Regions from separate parts of the Mus musculus genome. Here region 1 is linked to region 2. A link is a loop called in an ENCODE intact Hi-C map of the cell type or tissue named here. Cell type or tissue: gastrocnemius. All regions are shown on one strand. Links, peaks and the distances in the headings refer to the core of each region. The heading gives the core; the rest is flanking DNA. Region 1 holds the start of Asb5 (ankyrin repeat and SOCs box-containing 5). Region 2 overlaps Spata4 (spermatogenesis associated 4).

What was found. Peaks named below come from ENCODE experiments on the same cell type or tissue, not always from the same donor. Only the 100,000 strongest peaks of a DNase experiment are listed, where the experiment ranks them.
Region 1: a loop joins it to region 2, with 2.5 times the contacts of the local background. A loop is called at or near these places in 5 of 42 quality-filtered maps.

The regions. Positions count from the first base shown.
Region 1 is chr8:54,543,725-54,554,508 of GRCm38, forward strand. It overlaps Asb5 (ankyrin repeat and SOCs box-containing 5), which reads left to right and starts at 6,607. Exons shown (of 7, transcript NM_029569.3): 1 at 6,607-6,916. The coding sequence starts at 6,721. In gastrocnemius, for the core only: no CTCF peak of the experiment used is centred there; DNase peaks (open chromatin) are centred at 4,869, 6,346 and 6,671; H3K4me3 peaks cover 3,331 bases; H3K27ac peaks cover 5,011 bases.
Region 2 is chr8:54,605,287-54,616,070 of GRCm38, forward strand. Spata4 (spermatogenesis associated 4) reads left to right here. Exons shown (of 6, transcript NM_133711.4): 5 at 679-795; 6 at 4,578-4,812. The coding sequence ends at 4,663. Among named protein-coding and RNA genes, the nearest start is that of Spata4, 9.9 kb to the left of the region's middle. In gastrocnemius, for the core only: no CTCF peak of the experiment used is centred there; a DNase peak (open chromatin) is centred at 5,127; H3K4me3 peaks cover 832 bases; H3K27ac peaks cover 3,530 bases.

The DNA of each region.
Region 1 (10,784 bases), core at 1,334-9,333, 62 kb before region 2:
CCAGCCCAAGGTTGACAGTGGTGGGGTGCTGGAAGCAATCACCGAGCCTCTGCTGGCTGGGCTTTGCTCAGTTTCTATAACACTTGAGTAAGGAATGAGAGGGTGAAGATGAACACAAAGAACGTAAAGCACTTTGGAAAGGTGACATGCTAAGTTCTTCTAAGTAATGAAGATACTAATCTAAGCCATAATCTAATGGGAATGTGTTTAAGCTGTGGTTTTCCCTGAAATTCATAATTGATGCTAAAAATAAGCTTATAAGCCCTCCAGACAATACCTCTGTTGCCAAGGAAACGGCAACAGAATGCTAACCAGAATTGTTCAAATATACCAATGTTAATACCCAATTGATTACAGTCTAGATTAATTATATATTTTATTTCAGGAAAAATGATAACTATTAATTTATATAAGTATCTAAATATCATTATCAAATTACCAGACTGGACATACCTATAAGATGACCTAACCATATCATTTCTAATATAGTCCCACTTTTTATCTTCAACACATGGTATATGGAAATATAATCTCTTAAATATGTGATTAGCTAAAGTGTCAGTTAGAGCAAATTCTTAATCACAGGAGGGATGAGTGGACCCCATTGGATTCAGCCCACTGCAGTACACAAGTATTTAGCCAAAGGCTATTTATAGTCAACACATGGCACAAATGCATGCTACGATCAAAGGGTGTGGTAAGCAGAAGGTACTGGGTAAACTCGACACTGTGAGTGTTTCAGTGTTGACTTTTTAAACAGCATTCTCAGAAGAATGGCCATGAAAATGGAATCTAGTGCTCCCACCTCCATTTATATAATTTTCAAAATACCTGCTTTTTTTTTTTAAGCTCCTTCTTACCCACTTCATAACTTCCTCATAAAGACTCCAGAAAATCTATCAGGACATTTTCTTTATAAGGTGGAAAACAATGAATTGAAGACTGATTTAATTAACAAGTAAGACTTTATATTTTTTGGTACTTTAAATTCATATTAGTATTGGATTGACCTGCTTCAGTTAAACCTGTACCCAGATTCTCAGATGACGATAGCCTGATGCTTCCTGCCTAAATACTGACTGGGCTTCCCTTTTTACTGGCATGAGCCACACACAAACCATTCTTTACTCTTAGCGAGATCCTAGAAAGTTTGCTTCTCCTAGAGAGTAAAAGAAAATGTCTAGCTCCTCAGATAGATTCTCAAAAGCATCGTTCATTGGCCTTGTTTGGTCAAGCATCCTTCTCGTGAACCAGAAAATTAAGTGACTGGAAAAAAGTTGGGTGAGATATCCTTTAGAGAAATTCTGTGCTTGTAAACTAAACAAGAAATTGAAAGGTAAAGCCAATTCTATTGTGGTATACAGTATTACAAAACACAATAGCTAGAATGTAGAAATACACTGTAAAATGTAATATCTAGAAAAGTATTTAGTGTAGAGTATTTCCTAAATGTATTCATAATAAGATATAATCTATTTTAAAGTTAAATGTGCATAGTTTCTGGCTTTTAGCCATGTTTTCTAGGACTGCATATAAAGATGAGAGCATGTTGAATATAAGTCAACTTATAATTACATCTAATCAAAATGTTTGAGTTCGATATAACTCAAAGTATAGACGGAATCTGATCTGTTTCAGAAAAAGTAAATGACGTTCCCTAGAGGGCCTACAACCTAAATTTAAGAAATCTTGTGATGCAATATTTCTGTGGGATTATCATAATGCTAGCAGATTTTTTGGGTCCATTATACTGGTAATTGCTATGGAAACCTAACATAACCATTTACTCCCAAGTCCTATCATCAAACATAGAATAGTTCTCACCCAAAGTTGCCCCACCAAAAAAAAATTTAAGAAATAAGTATTGCTCTAACTTTAATCCTAATTAGAATGTATCTTTAATTGGTCATTAATGGAAAGGGAGATGGGGAAAATCTTTGAGGGTTTGGGGAAGGAAGAAGAATAACCAGAATATATTCTCTTCATAACTAGTGAATGCTTGCAAATGAGTTCACAACCACTTAAACAGATTGAGACTGATTCAGAAGGATAAATAATACATGTTTTATTTCATTTATAGAATCTATGTCTTATATACAAAAAGGACAAAAGAAGATGAAAGGGTATGAAGACATAGTCAAAATACAAAATATCCTGAAAAGGCCATCTTTATGAGAGCTAGAATTATATATAATATCAAATTATTTTGATCTATTTTCTAATTTTTGAAAAATTTTCCACAAGAACTCTGTGTTTATGCAATAGTGTCTGGGTTTGGTGGTTGTATATGGGATGGATCCCCGGGTGGGGCAGTCTTTGGATGGTTCTTCCTTCCATTTCAGCTCCAAACTTTGTCTCTGTAACTCCTTCCATGGGTATTTTGTTCCCCATTCTAAGAAGGAGTGAAGTATCCACACTTTGGTCTTCCTTCTTCTTGAGTTTCATGTGTTTTGCAAATTATATCTTGGATATTCTAAGTTTCTGGGCTAATACTGCATGTAACAGAGGATGGCCTAGTCGGCCATCAATGGGAGGAGAGGTCTTGGTCTTGGGAAGACCATATGCCCCAGTACAGGGGAATGCTAAAGCCAGGAAGGGGGAGTGGGTGGGTTGGGGAGCAGGGTGAGGGGAGGGTATATGGGGCTTTGGGGATAGCATTTGAAATGTAAATGAAGAAAATATCTAATAAAAATTCAAAAAGAAAAAAAAAAGAATTCTGTGTTTACATAATTTCCACCTCGCCCTCTCCCCTACCTCCTCCTGTGCCTCACCATTCACTCTCAACTTCATGATTTCTATAATTGTTGCTACATGTGTGTATATGTGTGTGCCTATATTAAAAAAAAACTTACTGAGTCCATTTAGTGTCACTTCTATGGGTTTGTATGTGTTCAGGGCTGATCGCTTAGGATTGCATAACATATCCCTGGAGAAGACTTACTCACCCTCTCTAGGGAAAATTAATTACCTGTAGATCTTCATCTAAAGGATACAGCCTTATGAGATTTCATCATCTACTGAGGAATGTCAACTGGTGTTATGGAGGTCTTGTTTAGGTGATCATTGTTACGATTTTATGAGTGCAGCTCCCAGATATTTATAGAAGACAGCATCTCACAGCAGATATCCAGGTCCTCTGGCTCTTACAATGTTTCTGTCCCCTTGCTCTGTACTTAATGGTACATGAGACTTAGGTGGAGGGGTTGTGTTGTGAATGAAGCAGTTAAAGTTGGGCATCCCATAGTCACTGATTCTCTATATTTTGACTAGTTGAAGATTTATTCGATGGTCTGTGCTACAAAAAGGAACCTTTTTTAGTGAAGGGATGAAAGCTACACTTCTCTGTGACTAAAAGAGTAAGTATTCAGTAAGGAATGTGACTGATTTTGTAAAAGGACAGTAGGTTCTCCTCTAGGGTTCATGACCTCACCAGCCACAGGGAGATGGCTAAGTTAACAACCAATACTAGGCAGGAATTCCCTCTTACTATACAGGCCTTAATTTCAATCAGACTGTTTCTACTTACTCCTAAGACATATGTGCCATTGCTGCAGCCTTGTGGGTATCTTGTCATGCTGGTCATTGTTGTGGGTCATAGGCTTTACAGCTGCAATTGTGGACTGCTTTTCTCTATTGGCAGTTGCATAGCAACTTTGGGTACTGTGGTAGCTAGTCCTCAAGAAGGAGGCTTCCAGGTCAGTTCCAGTTCAAATTCCACAAGGACTGTGTCCAAAGTGCATGATGTCTTCAGCAATTGGGTTTTCCCTTTAAGTTCTTGGAGGCAGCCAAGGACAATGACAGTATTCTCTATTGTTTTTTCAATCTCTTGGACTCCCTTGAGGTTTCCTACGGTTTCTGTTAGTCTGTGACCCTTGTGGGAGAGATGTACATTATAACCACATTCAACTAATTTCATTTCAACTATGTCTGTATATACATACATATTATATATACATATTAAATAAACATAAAATGATATAATTTCCTATCTTATTTTCAAACTCACATATTGTACTTTATTCATTCTCCCTCCATATTTTCCTCCCTCCCACTCTCTAAACACAGCCCCCTAATCCTTTTCTATTTTCCATTCTATAGCACCAGAACCCTGCATCCTTTGCTCTAGACTTAACAGCATGGATAGAGGTAGGATGGAAACAATGTAATACAGTACTCATGTTATGAAATTCTCAAAAAATAAAGGAAAAAACTAAAAATTGTATTTGACCCAGAGGGAAAAAAAATCTAAAGCCAAGAAAATAGATGCTCACATACTTTTCATGGTCTTTTATATATCATCAATCATTTAAAATGACATTTTGAAGAGTCTTATATGAAAATTAACATCTGATTTGCATTTCTGAGTTCATATTGAGTTATTTTATTGGACCTTCAGATTAAGAAACTAGCAGGTGACAAATTTTATTATGGGTGAGTGTTGTCTTCATAAAACAAAGAGGAAAGAATGAAGGAATTTGTAAAACCTAAATTTGACATCTGTGAATAAAATTCTAAATACTGAGTAATGATATTTTTCTCCTAGTAAAGCATGAGGGACTTAAGCTTCCTGAACCGATGACGACAGCCTTAATGAATGGGAGTGCTGCTTAGCCCCAAAGAATCCAAGCTGCTGAGTAGTTGCTGTGGAGGGAATTATTTTTAATAACACTTACTGGTAAGAGAAAGGGGAGAAACCTTAGACAGGCACTTAGATGTGACTAAGGCAGGTTTATCTCTGATTCCAAAGCACTGGAGTGGAAGTCACACCGTGACTCAGAGCATTGTGATGGGCCAGCTGTCCACAGGCTCCAATCCAGTGTGTGCTCAAGCGTCCCCATGCCAGACAGAAGACTCACTGGAATGTAACTGCAATGAGTTCACTGGCTTGACACAGTTTCCACATCAGTGGTAGAGAGGACCATGGAGTGGTTTGTCTTCAGCACTTCAGCAGGGTTGGCGCTGTGTCCCAGACAGCATGAGCCACGGTGCACAGACCCATTTGTAATTGTGCTGCCTGTATTGCTGAAGGGTAAGACGCCAGGGACCGCTATCAAAGAGCTGGTGATTTCTAAGACATCAACCTATTTTACATTTCAGTGAGCAAGTGATTCACCTGGGCAGAAGCAGCTTCCTTCTTTCAGCACATGTCTTCAATGGCCATGTCTCCCTTGTCTTAGGAACATTTGGTGAAATCAGATTAACCCAATAAGATACACAGCATGAAAGTGACGTGTCACACTTCTCAGGATGCCACATCACAGATATAATCCTTTCTTCGGCCAGAGCCACAGTTGCTTGCGTATGTCTTTTGCTTGTTACTTTGTAATTTAGCGGCATTAAGAAATGTTCCAAAATGAGAAGACCTTATACCTGGTGATGTAAACATACATCACAATATTTTGTATTCGTGCATTTTTCAGTTAAATTCTTAAATATTGACAGGAAAAGTATTATTTCAAAAGAAGAAAAGGAAATAGAAACAAAGGAATTTATGAAAACAAAGGCACTGCACATTATGTTTCTAAATTATTCTATTTCTTTTGTAATCTTTTATATGTGGTTGTACTTAAGACTAGCCATATATGCATAGGATACCCAAATAAATTTTATCCCTGAAAATATCATAGTTATCCAAGACTATAGGTACAAAAAGCACCTTTTGTGTGTACTGTAACTAGATCTATTATTAAGTTTAATTTGGTTGGTTTTGCAGTTTTGTTCCATGGTTATATTTGTTTAATAATTCTTTTGTGTTTTATCCCCCACCTCCAGGAAGCTCTCTCAGACTTTCCTGTCAGCGTTAGGTCCCTTTTGGGTATGTTGCCATGATGCTTTTTGTCTTTTATTTGTCTGAGGTCTTGCATTTTCTCCTGTAAAACTATGCTACACTAGTGGCAGGGACAGTTAGGTCTTCTTGGTCTATTTAACATATAGAAAGCAGCTGATAGTTGTTTTAAAGTATTACACTGCTGGTGTAAATCTATTAGTAGATGATGGGACAGTCTAATCAGTCATAAAAAATATTGTGTAACAACTAATTCAATGTAATCATTTATTTCAATGAGTCCTCATTCAGGTCATATCCGTGACCTATTTAATGATTTATTTCATGGTTAATAAAGTTAGAGTTGAGTTAGAATATTTGACGTCTCTTCAATATTATGAATATTATTACATGAACTATGTGGATAAAATACACAAAAATGTACAATTTTTCTATTTAAAGTTACATTCATTTATTATTGAGTGTGTGTGTGTGTGTGTGTGTGTGTGTGTGTGTGAGTGTGAGTTGCGACCCTCCTTCCCCTATGTGGGGCTCAAGAGATGGAACTCAGGTCTCCAGGCTTGGTGCCAGGTGCATTTACTGAGCCCAAGTTGGTCTTGATAATTAAATACCAAAAAAGGAAATCATCGGCCTTAGTTATTTCAATATTCGACTCCTGAAAGCCAGAACCGAAAGAGGGTGTATCATTTTATACTGAGAATGGAAAGTCAGGAGGCTTGCGAAACGTGATTCGGCTGCTCCCATGGAATATTGTCAGACCAATAGGAGCTGGTGAAGAACTTTTATGGACAGTATAAATAATTTGAGCCTTAGACATCATTACCAGTTGATATTTTCTTCCCTTCGGACCAGCTGTTCAAGAGCATCCCGGAACAGAGCCAGACACAGTTGAGACTTGGCTGGGACCTAACACTAGGGCAGATTTCTCTGCAACAATGTCGGTGTTAGAAGAAAGCCGGCCATTTGCTCAACAGCTATCTAATGTCTATTTTACGATACTCTCCCTCTTCTGTTTTAAACTTTTTGTGAAGATCAGCCTTGCCATCCTTAGTCATTTCTACATCGTGAAAGGCAACCGAAAGGAAGCCGCAAGGATAGCAGCTGAGTTTTATGGAGTAAGCCAAGGACAAGGTATGTTTATGATAGCAGGCTCCTGTTTCAAGTTGAGTAGAACTATCATTTGATCTGCAATCCAAGAAAACATCACAGGTTCTCTTTATGGGACATTTTGTAAACTTCAGTGGAAGGAAGTTCTTGTAACTTACCTCATTGACTTCATGAAAAAGAAAGTTGCTTTGCAGTGTAAATGTCTGAGCAGTGTGAAAATCCAGCATTAAGTATAGAGGCCCTCATCTATTAGTAAACATTTAAAAACTTTAAATATTTCACTTTCCATATCATTGTTTCAGAGAATAATGAAGAGATAACTGATTTCTTATGTCTCCTTTAACATGTGTTAGTATTGTGATATTTTAAACACTATACTGAGTTATGTATTGTGTCAGTCCTGGTGATGCAACGTGTACTCCCAGCCACTCAGGTGGCTGAGGCAGGATTGTAACCTGAAGGCCTTTCTTCAGTGAGTTCAAGACAAGCTGAAGTAGTTTCCTGAGACCCTGTCTCCCTTGAGAACTGGATTGAGGCAGGGGTGGGGTGGGGGTTACAGCTCAGCAGGAAAGAGCTTGCCTAGAACGTGAAAGGCCATAGTTCTCAGCACTGAAAATGTAATTAAAGTAAAATAGTTGTTATTAAAAGTAGAAGATCTCAAAATCACTTTCCATTACAATTTTATAATTTTATTGTTTAATAAGACAACAATTAATATTTTCAGCATATATTTTTCTAAAAGGATTGAAACAGCTTTGCTTGGATTGTGGAAATCATTCCTTACAAGATGGGATCATGAATTAGCAAATTTGATATTTGTCCAGCCAGATGCATCTGTGCTTCTTAGAGTAAATCTGAAATCTGAGATGAAATGAAAACTGGTAATGGTACTACTACTTATAGATTTTAAATTTTGTAAGACCGTTTACTGGAGCAATATTCTAGATAGCAAAAATGATTCATGTGTTGGTTGTAAAAGTGACACTTTAATTTCTTGTAATCTTTCTGTTTATTTCTGGTTTGGGATTAATCAAGATCTGCACCAACTTTGTGAACCTTGATGCCTCCTAGGCAATTTAAACATTCAGAATCAAAACGTAGCATCACACAGTTAGAAAATGTAGCATTTTTAGAAAGAGCACTTTATGTTTAAACCTATTTTCCTATGTGTTTTTTTTTACATAATTCACTTAAAATCTAGACTACTATTGGTGTGGTGGAATGTTGAATAAAGATGGGGAATCGTCATTGTTTGTGAAGAAGATGCTGTTTTCCCCTATGGAAGGTTGCTCTTGTGTAAATGGAGGAACTTGGGTACACACTCAGTGAGGAAAATCTATGTGCTCCATGAAATTCTCATGGGGAAAATGAACCCTTAGATAAAATAGGCAGTGACCCTGTATCTCCCAGCACTTATTCTGAACTAGCAATTTAAAGCAGCATCTTTACTTTGTAATTTACTATAAATTAAAAAGTCATTTGGTGAATGCACTATATGTATACCAAGGACAAACAGAAAAATAGACTGGAAAACATCCGTCATACTTCCAGGCATGAGTAAGCAAACTATGAGGTTATGCGACGATAAAATTTATTGTCACAGGAACCTTACAGCTCATTATTTCAGAGTTAGACCTTGTTTCTATCTTATGAGACTGATCTTACATAAAGCAGTGAAATATTGGCTAAAAAGATGAAAGATGTCTGTGCCTTGACCAACGTGTCAGAGGAGACCAAGGAGACATCTTTCTGTGTATCTTGGCAAATAAGAGAACCAGTCATCCCCCATTAGATCATGGCATGATCAATCAGACAATTCCTGGGCATATATGAAATGGCTTTCATGTTTCATTGTCTTACAATAGTCCTTTAAAATGTATTAGAACTGTAAGATTTTGTCCCAGATAGTAAGGTGGAAATCAATACTCACTAGTAGAAGCATGTTTCCTGCAAACAGGGTTGAAAAGTTTTGCTATGATTATAACATTTGCTCTATTTAACAAAACTTCTCCTTTTCAACACTGAATAGAATTTGCTATATATTTAACACAGTAGTACTTAATTGTAAATATTATTCAGGGTAAGCATAATTATATACAGTTTTATTTTAACATTAGGAAAATAAGTCAAATGCCTTAAAATATTCTCTTATTTTATGAAGGTTTTAAAATTTTTAAAGCATAATTATACCACTTCTGATTTTCTTATACTTAATGTTGACTACTCAGGTTTAATTACTGTTGCTTAATCAAGAAGTTTCCTCCTCATTTCTTAGGCTATCACCATCATCCCTCTTTGAATTGAGCTCTCCATTTCCACTCTTGGGGTTTAGTCAGATTGCTCCCCAAAATTTCTGGAGTGCAGTTGCCAAATGCATGAAGTAAGGGTGATAATGTGTAGTTCATGTCTTTCATAATAGTGGAGACATTATTGACAGCATCTTCAATGTTTTCAGTGGGAAATAAAAAAAACCCTTTGCTTACCTGATTGCTATCTCAAGGCAGCTCATAGTGTTAGATAAATGAAGGCTGTTCTGTTGTTATTGCTGTTGTGAGTTGCTAGGCCCTGTTCAGTCAATCTTGAGATGGTCTGATTACAAACCAGAGACCTAACGAGCTAAATGATAGATGAATTGGCTAAAGACATTTCTTGCATGAGCCCCCAAAGAACTCCAGTAAGCTTCGTGACCCTGCCTTTTCATCTCTGAAGCCTTCTTGACCCCACATCACACTGAAGGGACTCCATTTTTGCTTAGCTTCTCGACTTTCCATATCATTGCATCTTTTAAACACTCTGATTAGAGCCTCTACCTTTCAGAGGACTCCAGTTGGAAATGTGTACTATTCTTTGAGATTGACAGTCAGACTAACAAGAATTGGAATATATTTTTACCTGTAATATTAAACAGTGAAGAAAATATAATATTGAAGGATATGTTAACTTGACAAAAATCCCCAAACTCTTGATAAAGATATGAAATACCAATAAATATACTAAGGACATGTTGAGAGCTCTCTCTGGTCTTAAGGGCAATATTTGTCAAGTTTAATCTTAGGCTGTAAGCAAATGGAGTCACTTCTTAACATCTGTTTCTTGAGTCCCCATGATATCAAGATGATAAGGACTGAAAATCTGTTGTTCTTTTCCATAACAAAACAAGCACTCTCGGATACAGTAATGGAAGGGAATTCAGAGAATTAAGGTGCCTTTTCACACTTGAATGTTCAGAAATATTTTCCCAGAGAAGGCAGCTGTTTTCTTGATCTCAGGAAGGACCACAGGCATGAATTTTAGGATGCACAAAGAGAAAATAGCCCTGGGAAAAGTAAAGAGTTCATGAACTAGAAAAGCAACAAATGAGACTCATATTTTGAAAGAATTTGAATATGAGAAAAATTTCAATTGTTTTGAAGTTAGTATAAAGCATTAGAGTTTGGGTACGAATGAAGTTGGAAAGATAGAAAAAATGTAAATAAAACCATATTTTATTATAGATTTACATTGTAGTAATTGTTGAAGTTACCTAGGGGGGACATGTTTGCAATAAGTAGACCAATTTGGACCTTGATAGGAGGATATAAGAAACTACTTAAATTTATACCTGTGTTTGCATCTGTGTGTGTATTTATCTCTCTCTCTGTGTGTGTGTGTGTGTGTGTGTGTGTGTGTGTGTGTGTGTGTGTGAGTGTGTGTGTGTGTGTGTGTGTGTGTGAGAGAGAGAGAGAGAGAGAGAGAGAGAGAGAGAGATTATGAAAATGTAGCACATTTCTTTGTATGCTAAGTGAAAATTTACTTGAACAATGATGGAGATCTTGATTAGTTTGAGAGTGACTATGATTATATGACTGGAAAAGAAAACAACAACAACCCCACCCCCCAAATAAAATGAGAC
Region 2 (10,784 bases), core at 1,862-9,861:
TGTATGATTTCTTTACATGAACGACAGAACTAGGTAAACGTACCTTCCTGTTGTCAGTGTCCTCGTAGGACCCTGGGCAGCAGTGCAGGGCTGGCACGGTGTGACTTATGTTGAGCTGTGTAGCGATGCTTTAGGTGCATCTATTCTCCCAAAAGATTGTTAGAAGAAATTATACTTATGGCTTATCTTTTTATGTAAGATCTTGAATAAAACTATACTAAAACAGAAGGGGCCACCTAGAAGTCTCAGTGGGAAAGGAAGTGTGCCACAAAGCAGGATGACCTCATCCACAAGGAGAGAGTGGACTCCTGCAAGCCTTTCTCTGATTTCCAGGATACTCAGGACCACCCTCCCCCACTCCCATCCCCCTATCCCAGCACACACACACACACACACACACACACACACATTCAAATAAACAAATACAAGCAACAACATTTTAAAAATTACAGAAACATAAAGATACTACCTTTAAAGTAATATTTTAAAATACAGTTACTCCTTTGCTCATCAAAAAATTACCAGTAGGGCAGGAATTACCAGTAGGGCGGTTGAGATGTGGCTCAGCTGTTAAGGGCATTGGCTGGTCTTCCAGAGCATCTCCGTTAAACTCCCAGCATGGAACTATTGATTGTTGTATAACATTTTTTAAATGCCTTTGGTGTTTGTATTTTATAGGGTGGTTTGATGTCAAGCCAACTGTGGGAGAAATCACAATCGACCGTCTTCCTGCCCATAGCTATAAGCGCAGATACAAGTCAAGAGGTTCAAAGGAGAAAGCTGCACAACCTTTATGTAAGTTTTGGTTTTAAGTTTTTTCTGTTGTTGTTTTTTATCTGCTGAGCTTTTAAGACTGTTCTTTGACCGTTTTAGAATAAGTTCAACTGTTAGATTGAATGTCACCTGGTTTGAATACAACCAGGTACTAACTTAGTGTTTCTTTACAAGTGGAGTGACATAGAAAAAGGTTTTCTTCCCACTGCACATTACATAAACCACCTGAGTTCTCATCTATTCTCAAGTGCATCTGCCTGAAATAAGGGAAGCTGCACCAAGCCCGAACCTTATTACCCAGGGAGTGAGCCAGTCCAGAGGTGACTGGAAGACACTTGGAGATCTAGACTTCCCAGAAGCAGAATGACAAGAGGACCCTTATTTAAACCTTGTCAACACAGAAACCTCTGAATTACAACAAACCTCACTCCATGAGAACAAGGTAGCCTGTTCCCAGCTATTGTGTAGCTAATCATTTAAGAAAGGCTTTCTTTTCTTTTCTTTTTTTTTTTAACTTTTTTTTTTTATGGCTGGAAAAATTGAAACTGTTTCTCTAGACACAAGGACATGTAATGGAATTCAAGTTTTTGTTTTGATAAACTACACAGGACGGACATAACTGAGCATCTTGCTTTCTGCTGGTTGTGACTTCCTTTGCTTTGTAGGAGAGGGTAATTGCCCCCAACCAAGGTTCTTCTTATTTTTTTAATTTAATTTTTGTTTTGTTTTTCTTTTGAGACACTATCTTGTTTTATAGCCCAGGCTGGTCTTTAATTTATGCAGTATTCCTGCCTTACCTTTCTGAATATCTGGGTTATAGCATTTTCACCATACCTGGCTACAATGACTAATATATTTGCTTATTATACATTTTCACTTAAAAGATAATGCTTATCTTGAATATTCATTTACTGAGTACTCTATTTTATGTGACCATTCTAAAATATTACTAAATTCATTATAGAACATACTTATTCGTGTTGGAACAAGTTTCTTTAAGTGCTAAATTTTAATGGGTAGGAGATATTCCTTGTTTCCATCAGATATGATAGAGTGATTTCAATAGATTTATTAAAAAATTATGGCCTCTGGAAGCCTTTAATATACTAATATGTATTGTAATTATTTTTAAAAATATTTCAATCCTTTTAAAAACTCATAATTATTATTATATTATTAATTATTATTCAGTTTTGGTTTATTTAATGGCTTTGCAGAACAAGTATTCTTCAGAGCCCAAATTGTAATATCCACACATGAGGCTGCCCATCAATCCCCTTAGTGGATCATCTACCTCAAACATACAACACTTTAGTATGTTAGAATCCAGCAGATGTGACACATGATGCTTCTTTGAAAAAACATCCTGAGTTGCTCTCTGGATTCCTGAAATTCGTCTGTCTTTCAGCTTTCATAAGCCTACTACACGTGATTGAGAATTGTAATGAAGGCTTCAGCTTGGTAGGGCCGTCAGTAGGAACAGTATATACCTGGGAAGAAGAACTGGAAGGAATTATAGAATGGAATGAAGACCACAAGTGGAGTTTGGCTCCCTCCTCATCCCCTTGCTTCTTTTTCCTTATGGATGTTGGCTCTGACTTGGGATAGGAAAAGGTGGGAGGGAGCAGTGGATTCTCCCCATTGTTTTCTTCCTGGGTAAGAAAGAGAGGTAGCATACAAACTGCTGGACTTGACTACATTCCCACATGAGTTAAGATTGGGCTGGAGGCAAGTCTGAAAAGCATTTTGTTAATTAATGATTGATGGGGGAGGGCCCAGTCCATGGTGGGTGATGCCATTCCTGGGCTGGTGATTCTGAGTTCTATAACAAAGCAGACTGAGCAAGCCATGGGAAGCAAGCCAGTAAGCAACATCCTTCCATGGCCTGTACTGGCTAGTTTTGTGTCAACTTGACACATGCTGGAGAGAAAGGAGCTTCAGTTGTGGAAATGCCTCCACGAGATCCAGCTGTAAGGCATTTTCTCAATTAGTGATCAAGGGGGAAAGGCCCCTTGTGGGTGGGACCATCCCTGGGTTGGTAGTCTTGGTTCTATAAGAGAGCAGGCTGAGCAAGCCAGGGGAAGCAAGCCAGTAAAGAATATCCCTCCATGGCCTCTGCATCAGCTCCTGCTTCCTGACCTGCTTGAGTTCCAGTCCTGACTTCCTATGGTGATGAACAGAAGTATGGAAGTGTAAGCCAAATAAACCCTTTCCTCACCAACTTGCTTCTTGGTCATGATGTTTGTGCAGGAATAGAAACCCTGACTAAGACAATGACCTCTGTAGCTAGCAGCTTCTGCCTCCAGGTTCCTGCCCTGCTTGAGTCTCTATTAATGAGGTGATATATGGAGCTGTGAACAAAATAAACCCTTTTCTCTCTGAGTTACTCTGCTCATGCCATTTTATCACAACAATAAGAACCCTAACTAAGACAGCCTGACACCAAATTAACTGCCACAAAACAAAACAAAAGCCCAAAGGCTTCATTCTAACTGAATTGCCAAAGGATATGTCTGATTATGGTTATTTACTTTGGGAAACTCTAAAAGATCACTCCGATACTTAGAAAAACTGAATCCCGAACTAGGCGAGGTGGTTTCTGTCTGTGTTTAAACCCATCACTTGTCAGAGTTTTAGGCCAGCTTGAACTACATAGTGAGAAGCTGTGTCTAAACAAATTAATCAGAAAGTAAAACATGAAAAAAGCAAGGAAATGAAAATGACCTGTTCTCATTCCTGCAGAGAGCACTGCATGGAGAATGACTGTTTGCTTTTCCCATTTGAACAATGAACTGATGCATATCCATCCTCATCTTGCCCTCCAGTCGTTCCACTAGCGACTCTCTAGGAGACCTTTTCAAAATGGCTTACGGACTTGAGGAAGGAAACCCTCACTGTACGAGGCCAATTTGAATCAGATGTTGAACACATAGTATCACTCTTAACGTTTCTCAATCCTGTCTTAGCTACTTAGATTCTTACTCTAGACACACAAGGAATACTGTGACTTTGATTTGAGTCATTTAATATAGGTAAACTGTTTTAAACATTTTATTGCCTTTATTCAAGCAATTCCAGTTCAGTTGCTTTGATGAAAAGGATACCAACTGTCTCTTCAAGCCATATTATCTTTCATAAGCTGAAAGTTAATAAAAGGAGGAGGAGAAACAAGTACTGCACTCCAGGAACTTTGCTGTTTAGGTTTGCTCACAATCTCCCTAAAGTTACAGGCTGTTCTCTGGAATACAGAATCCCAACTAACACTAAAACCAAGCTACTATTTTAAAAAGTTATACTCTTTAAGTTGCTGTATTTATTTGCCTCAATCTTATCTGAAGGGATAACATAGGCAGATTTCTTAGTTGCCACTGGCTCATCATATTAGAATGGAGTGACCTGGAGTCTGGGCACCCAGAATGGATGACAGAGTAATCAGAGCTCTATAAACTGTGGTATGAGCCACACATATTTGCCAAGGCGCAGTACAACATCATGTCTCTGTTTGCTCAGCTGCTTTCTGAAGCAATATCTAAAAATACATGAGTCATATCAAATGCACCAAAATAAACCCTGGATATTTTTAGGGATTGCTGATAAATTTTGGAGGAGGAAACACACACACACACACACACACACACACACACACACACACACACACACGATGTATGATTTAAACATCCTGTTTATTAATTCATTAATTATAACAGATGCACAGACTATTGTCATTATGAATATTAGATAGTTATAGTGGTACAGATATTTCATAACCATGAATTAATTCTTTGTTAATTTAAATATCCCAGCAAAATCAGACAATGATGGCAATGCACGGAAAGAAATCCATGTGAAGCAAAGTGGAAATCCTTGTGAGAACACTGAAAACCTGTGACAAATGTGGAAGAGACAGTGAAGGACATGGAGGAAGTAGCTTAGAAGAAGTGATATCACTAATGTCTACCACAGTCTGAGTATATAATGTCTCACCCCAGTCTTGGATGTATTTAAATAATAAATAACTTAAATTGGTGTCTTAACCATAATTCATCTAGAAAGCATTGCTTTGTGTGTGTGTGTGACTCAACAAATAATTAGCTTGTAAGTAGGTGCATCAAGAAACCACTGAACACAGCCAAACTCTATGGATAAGAAAGCAGCAAGCTGGGACAAGTTGTTAGATTCCATAGGGGTAAATTCGGTGGAAGGACTCAAACACTGGACTAGCCAGGTGGGTAACCATGGGAACTCTGGAGACTGATCAGAAGTGTTCAGGTGCCAACTGCTGCTAGGGTCAGGAGTGTTTAAGTATGACCGCTCTGGTCAAGAATGTTCAGGCAGGGCTGAAGAGAGATTGCTCAGCCATTAAAGGCTCGGCTCACCACCAAAAATACAAAAGTGTTCAGGCAGCTGGTAGAGATTTTCTGAGAATGCTTCAGATTGTTGTTTCTCAGCAAAACCAAGCCTCCTGGGAAAGCCAGGCCGTGCCAGGACCTGGCTGACCTTCAGTACATGCCAGAAACATTAGTAAGTAAAAGTAGGTTTTAATGCCAGTAAGAAAAGGCTTGCCACTGAGATCAACAGCAAGCAGGCAGAGAGAAAGCTTCCTTCTTCCATGTTCTTTATTTACACTGCCTGCAGAATCTTACTACCTTAAAATTTGAGGATTACAAATGAGTCTACCCATTTCAAGTGATTTAATTAAGAAAATCTCTCATAAGTGTGCCCAGCCACTGGTGCTTTAGCTAGTTTTGGTTGTAGTCCAAGTGGCCAACCAGAATAGCCATTACAGGAGGCAAGCAAGAGATTCTTAGCTTCAGTAATCCCATCGACTGACAGGAGTACTTAATTGGAAAAGGGATGCATGTTTGAGCTGTAACAGACAGATCCATGTCTTTGACCCCATGAAGCTTAGCACTGTTGGTGTAGTGAGGGTAACAAGATATAGAGCCATCCATCCTGGGTAGACAGCATGTGAGTGAGAGACTTTCAAACCAACTCAGTTCCTAGGTAAGGTGGTCTGGGTGATAAGGTCAGCTGAGTGAAGACACAAGTAGTGTGTGCACTGAGAAAGTATCTTAAGTGAGTAAGAGAAGGTAAGTAGTCAAGAGAGTGGGCTTGGGTCTAGAGGAGGTAAATTTCCTAAAATAGGACAGTAGTGCCTTTACTCAAGAAAGCTGAGGGGAATGGGGTGCTGGGGCCTTCCATGTTTTCGAGGTAATAAGGTAAGATTTCCCTCCAAGGAAAGTGAAGTTCAGAAGAATTTCTGTCAGTGAGTTTTAATACATCTATTAGCCTTCTCTACCTTTCTGAGGACTAAGGGCAGTAGGGAACTAGAAGATGCCAGAGCTCTTGACACTAGCTGAGTGACTTGAGAGATGAATGCCAGGCCATTATCTGACTCTCTGCATCTAGGAAGTTGAAATATGATCAAAATATTTGGTGAGGTGGAGATATACCACTTCTGTAGTCTTAGCCATAGTAGGGCAAGCTTCCACCCAATCCTGAGAAAGTGCCTGCCACAGTAAGAAGATAAATGTTTTTTTTTTAAAATTAGGAAACAATATATGTGAAATCTGCCAGTGTTCCCTAGAAAGACTACCCCCAAACTGATGTGTATTAAAAGAAGTGGTTGCAAAGCTCCCCGTGGGAAAGTTTTGGTGCAGGGGGTGGGCTTTCCTGAGCCTTAAGAAGACCAGGAAGGCTGGGGTGGAAGAGGAGGGGTGGGAGAGAGCAGTGAAGAGGTCAAGGTCCACTGTGAAAGGGCATGTGCATATCTGTCAGGAAGGTCTTTGCCTGAACATCAGGGAGAAGTATCTATTTTGTAGAGGAGGCCTGCCCCAGGAGCCTTCAATGGCTCCCATGGGCTGGAGAGCTTTCTGTTGGGACTCAGAGTAGGTGCAAGTTTAGTTTGGAGGGGCCAAGAAGAAAATGGAGCAGGATAGGTAGGTGTGATGTTTTGTCTATGCTCAGCCTAGGGAGTGACACTTTTAGAAGGTGTGACCCTTTTTGAGTAGGTGTGTGGCCTTTCTGGAGTAGGCGTGGCACTGTGGTTATGGGCTTTAAGACCCTCATTGTAGCTGCCTGGTAGCAAGTATTCTGCTAGCAGCCTTCAGGTGAAGATGTAGTACTCTCAGCTCCTCCTGCACCATGCTTGCATGGACACTGTCATATTCCTGCCTTGGTGATAATGGACTGAACCTCTGAACCTGTAAGCCAGCCCCAATGAAGTGTTTTTGTAAGAGTTACCTTGGTCATTGCATCTGTTCCAAGCAGTAAAACCCTAAGACAGTAGGGGTGTTTGCTGATGTCCTTGGTGGTTTTATTAAGGAAATCATATCATTGGTAGGGGCCTAAGGACCTCAACAGTGAGCAACTATCACCTGTTTGGGAAGATAAGAGGCTTTCAGCAGATTTAGAATATGAGGCTCATTAATACATATTTTAATAAATATTCTCTTGGTGGTGAGATATCCTATCTCCTGACAGAAGCATGGTGGTATAGAATATCAAACATATATGTAGAATCTGTATATATGTTGCTGGTCTTGCTTTGTGCCAGCATGAGGGCCCTAGTAAAGACTCTGAGATCTTCCTTCTGAGAGTAGTGCCTGGGGTTAAATGGTTAGATTTTTCTGACCTGGTCAGAAGATAGTGTGGCGTAGCCTGTTTTATAGGAGCCAGAGTAGCTGAGAGATGAGCTCCATTTTATAAACTAGGTATGATCAGTATGTAGTACAGGAGAAATAGAGAATTTTGGAATGTTTTAAGGCAAGTCAAGTGATTTTAAACAGGACTGTATAATTGTAGCTGTGTTTGGAAGAAGTGTAGCTAGATTATGATGGGGGCTGAGAGCCAAGAAAAATGTTGGGGTTTTCTGGAAAGGTGATATGGAAGAGTTGGAGTTTGGAGGTAAAATATAAAGTAAAGGAAGGTAAGGTAGAAACATTTTTTGAGTGGGAGTAGGTCTTTGAGCCTGTGAGAGGAGATGACAGGGAGAGAGAGAGAGAGAGAGAGAGAGAGAGAGAGAGAGAGAGAGAGAGAGAGAGATGCCAAAAATGAGTTTAGATGCTTCTTGGAGTAGTAAGGGAGGCTACTACTTGTGCCCATAGGCAGGGTAGCCACCCCCTAATGTTTGTGTATAGCTCTCTGGAAAGATAGGTAACAGGGACAAAGGTGATTCCTCTCATCTGTCCAAAGACTACCAGAACCATTCCCCATTTTTTAGTAGTATAAATAGTAAATGGTTGATAAAGGCCTGTGAGAGGCAAATCAGGAGCCTGTAGGAGTGTGTCTCAGAGGTAAGAAAAAGGCAAGAGTGAGGCAGGTTTAATTATGTCCAGAGTCTCAGATAGCACTCTTAGCCCCAGTAGAGGGGCCAAGTGAGAAGAACAAAGTTGAGAATTCAGGCTCTGAGGAAGGACAGACTCTCATCCTTAATGGTGGGAAGAGAAAGAGACTTCAGGTACTACCTGAGATCAAGAGTGACCTGGAGAGCCAGTGGAGAGCAGAAAACCTATGCACTTGACATGACAGAGTTGAGCCTTGGAAAGAGAGACCATATATCCTTGCCTCCCCAAGATCTGAGGAGTTGAATCGTATGCTATTGTAACAGCAAGAGCAAGGGGCTACAGAGTAGGAGGTCATCTACATACTGAATATGTCCTCTGGGTGACAGGCTAAGAGAAAGGGGGTCAGTGACTAGAACCTGGCCAAAAAAGTAAGGGCTATTGTCCAAAACCCTGGGGTAGGACAGCCCATGTCAGCTGGGACACTGTTCCCAGTCTGGGTCCTCTCCAATAAAAGCAAAGATATTATATGATTGTGGGTGTGAGGAATAGTGGGAAAGGCCTCCTTAAGATCCAAGACAATGAAGTAAGAAGCAGAGGAGGAAATATGAGAAAGTAGAGTACAGGAGTTAGACACAACTGGTAGATAGGCAGAGCCACTATGTTAGTGATCCTGTGGTTCTGAGCAAGGTTTAAGATACCATTTAGATAGGATTAAGAATACCTTTACTGAAAAGGTATTGAATGGTAGGTGTAAGAACTTGTCTATATTTTAAGGAGATAAGGTATTAAGGGTGACAGGGAAGGAGGCAGAGTCTTGGAGTAAGATCCTATGGGGGAAAATGGGAGGCAACTAAAGAAGAGTATGTGTCCGACTACATAGGATTGACAAAGGATTCTGAAAGGGCATGAGCTGAGGAATTAGGCTTTGTTAGTGGGAGGAGAAGCTCCCCAAAGGCCAGAAGGAGGAAAAGCTCTAGGAGGGGTTCTTTGAGTGAAAGGAGAAGGAGAACTGTAGCTTAGCTATGATGATGTATTAGCATAGTTGGGACAGCTAATCATAGTGAGGAAGGAATGCATAATTAGGTGACCACAGAGAGCAGAGAAGTGGGACAGTAGCCCACGGTAGGTGGTGGGGGCAGCCGTCAACACCCACAACAGAGACCTGAGAGGATTTTTACCAGAGTCAGTGGGAAATATAGACCAAGTGACCCCAGTATGGATCATTACTGACAGAGACTTACCTACTCTCTGGACAGTTCCTTGGGATCTTCTGTAGTTATCTTGATAGTATCAGTGGGAGGATAGAGGCAGGACAAGGTCCCAGGGCCATGTCAATCTTTGGTCTGTGGAGGAGGAACTTGGTGAATTGTTCTACCTTGATAAGACAAAGAGGGACAATGAAACCCTCACTGTCCTGTCCTTCCACAGATCCAGTGCCTGGTGACAGATGAGATGAGGGGCAGTTCTTTATCCTAGCATTGAAAGAAGACCCTGTGTAGATGTCTCTGCTGCCCTATCTTTGGTGGTGAAGGCCTCAGGGCCACTGCCAGAAACCTGGTATTTCTCTCTATCATATGAGGTCTTTTCTGTCATTTACTGTTTCTCCCTTCTATTAAACACTTTAAATGTCTTAGTCAACAGATCTCGCTGAAGGGGTTGAGGGCCTCCCACTAGGCCCTTCAGTTTCTTCCCAATGTCAAGGCATGACTGAGAGAGAAAGTAAGTACTGTGGGCAACCATGCCCCGCTGAGAATTTAGATCTAGTTTAGTAAAATACAGAGGAGCCTTTGTGAGTCTGGCAAGAAACTCCAAAGGTTTTCATCAGGTGTCCATGTAACCTCTCTCAATTTGTCAATTTTGACCACTTTATGGGAAGCCCTTTGAAGCCAGAAGGCAGATAATCCTCTTGTCCCAGGCTGCCCTGTCAGGGGCTCAATTTTCTGCATTGAACTGGTAGTTCTAGTGTGTGTGTGTGTGTGTGGGGGGGGGTCAGCATGAGGAACAGCAACTGTCTTTTCTGGGGCCTGGAGCAGTCCCTCTTGCAACAGAACTTCTCAATTTCAGAATGCTTTTTCATGGGAATAGAAGATACCATGTGATGTGAACATTGATGATTAAGTACCCTCCCATTTTATAGTAATTTCAGAGTACTGAGCAGTCAGCATTTTTCTGGAACAATCCAATGAAGTGATTTTTCAAGATTTTTGAATGGGTTAACAAGTTAAATGTTTAGGCCTTTATATTTTACGACACTGGGCTAAACTATTCTCTATATTGTGTTTGTAGGAGTGAGACCTCTGCTCATCTTAGTAAGGAGCTGTGTCACATTTGTCTGTAATGATGACAATTGTATTAATTAAGATAAGGGGCTTGTAATATATGTGTATTTATAGAGCTTGATGATAAGGAAATGTTGCAGTCTGTCTCAGTAATATATGCTGTATTCATTCTGAATATATTTCAACTGTGTAAGCACATATGTCTTGAAAGTTTAGTACAATAAACATTTAACAGTAGTCAACTACTACTGATTCACTAAAATTGAAATGCTAAATTTACAAATAATTTGTGAGAATTTGACTGGAGAATTTGTTTGCTTTAAAGCCAAAGTGCACATTTTCTTGTTATAAGGAAATTCAAAATACTGTCAGTAGACATCCAGGCACTTTCCCTGCCAGAGGAGAGGTGTCTGCCCTGCCCAGGAGGGTTTTGCTGGAGCACCTG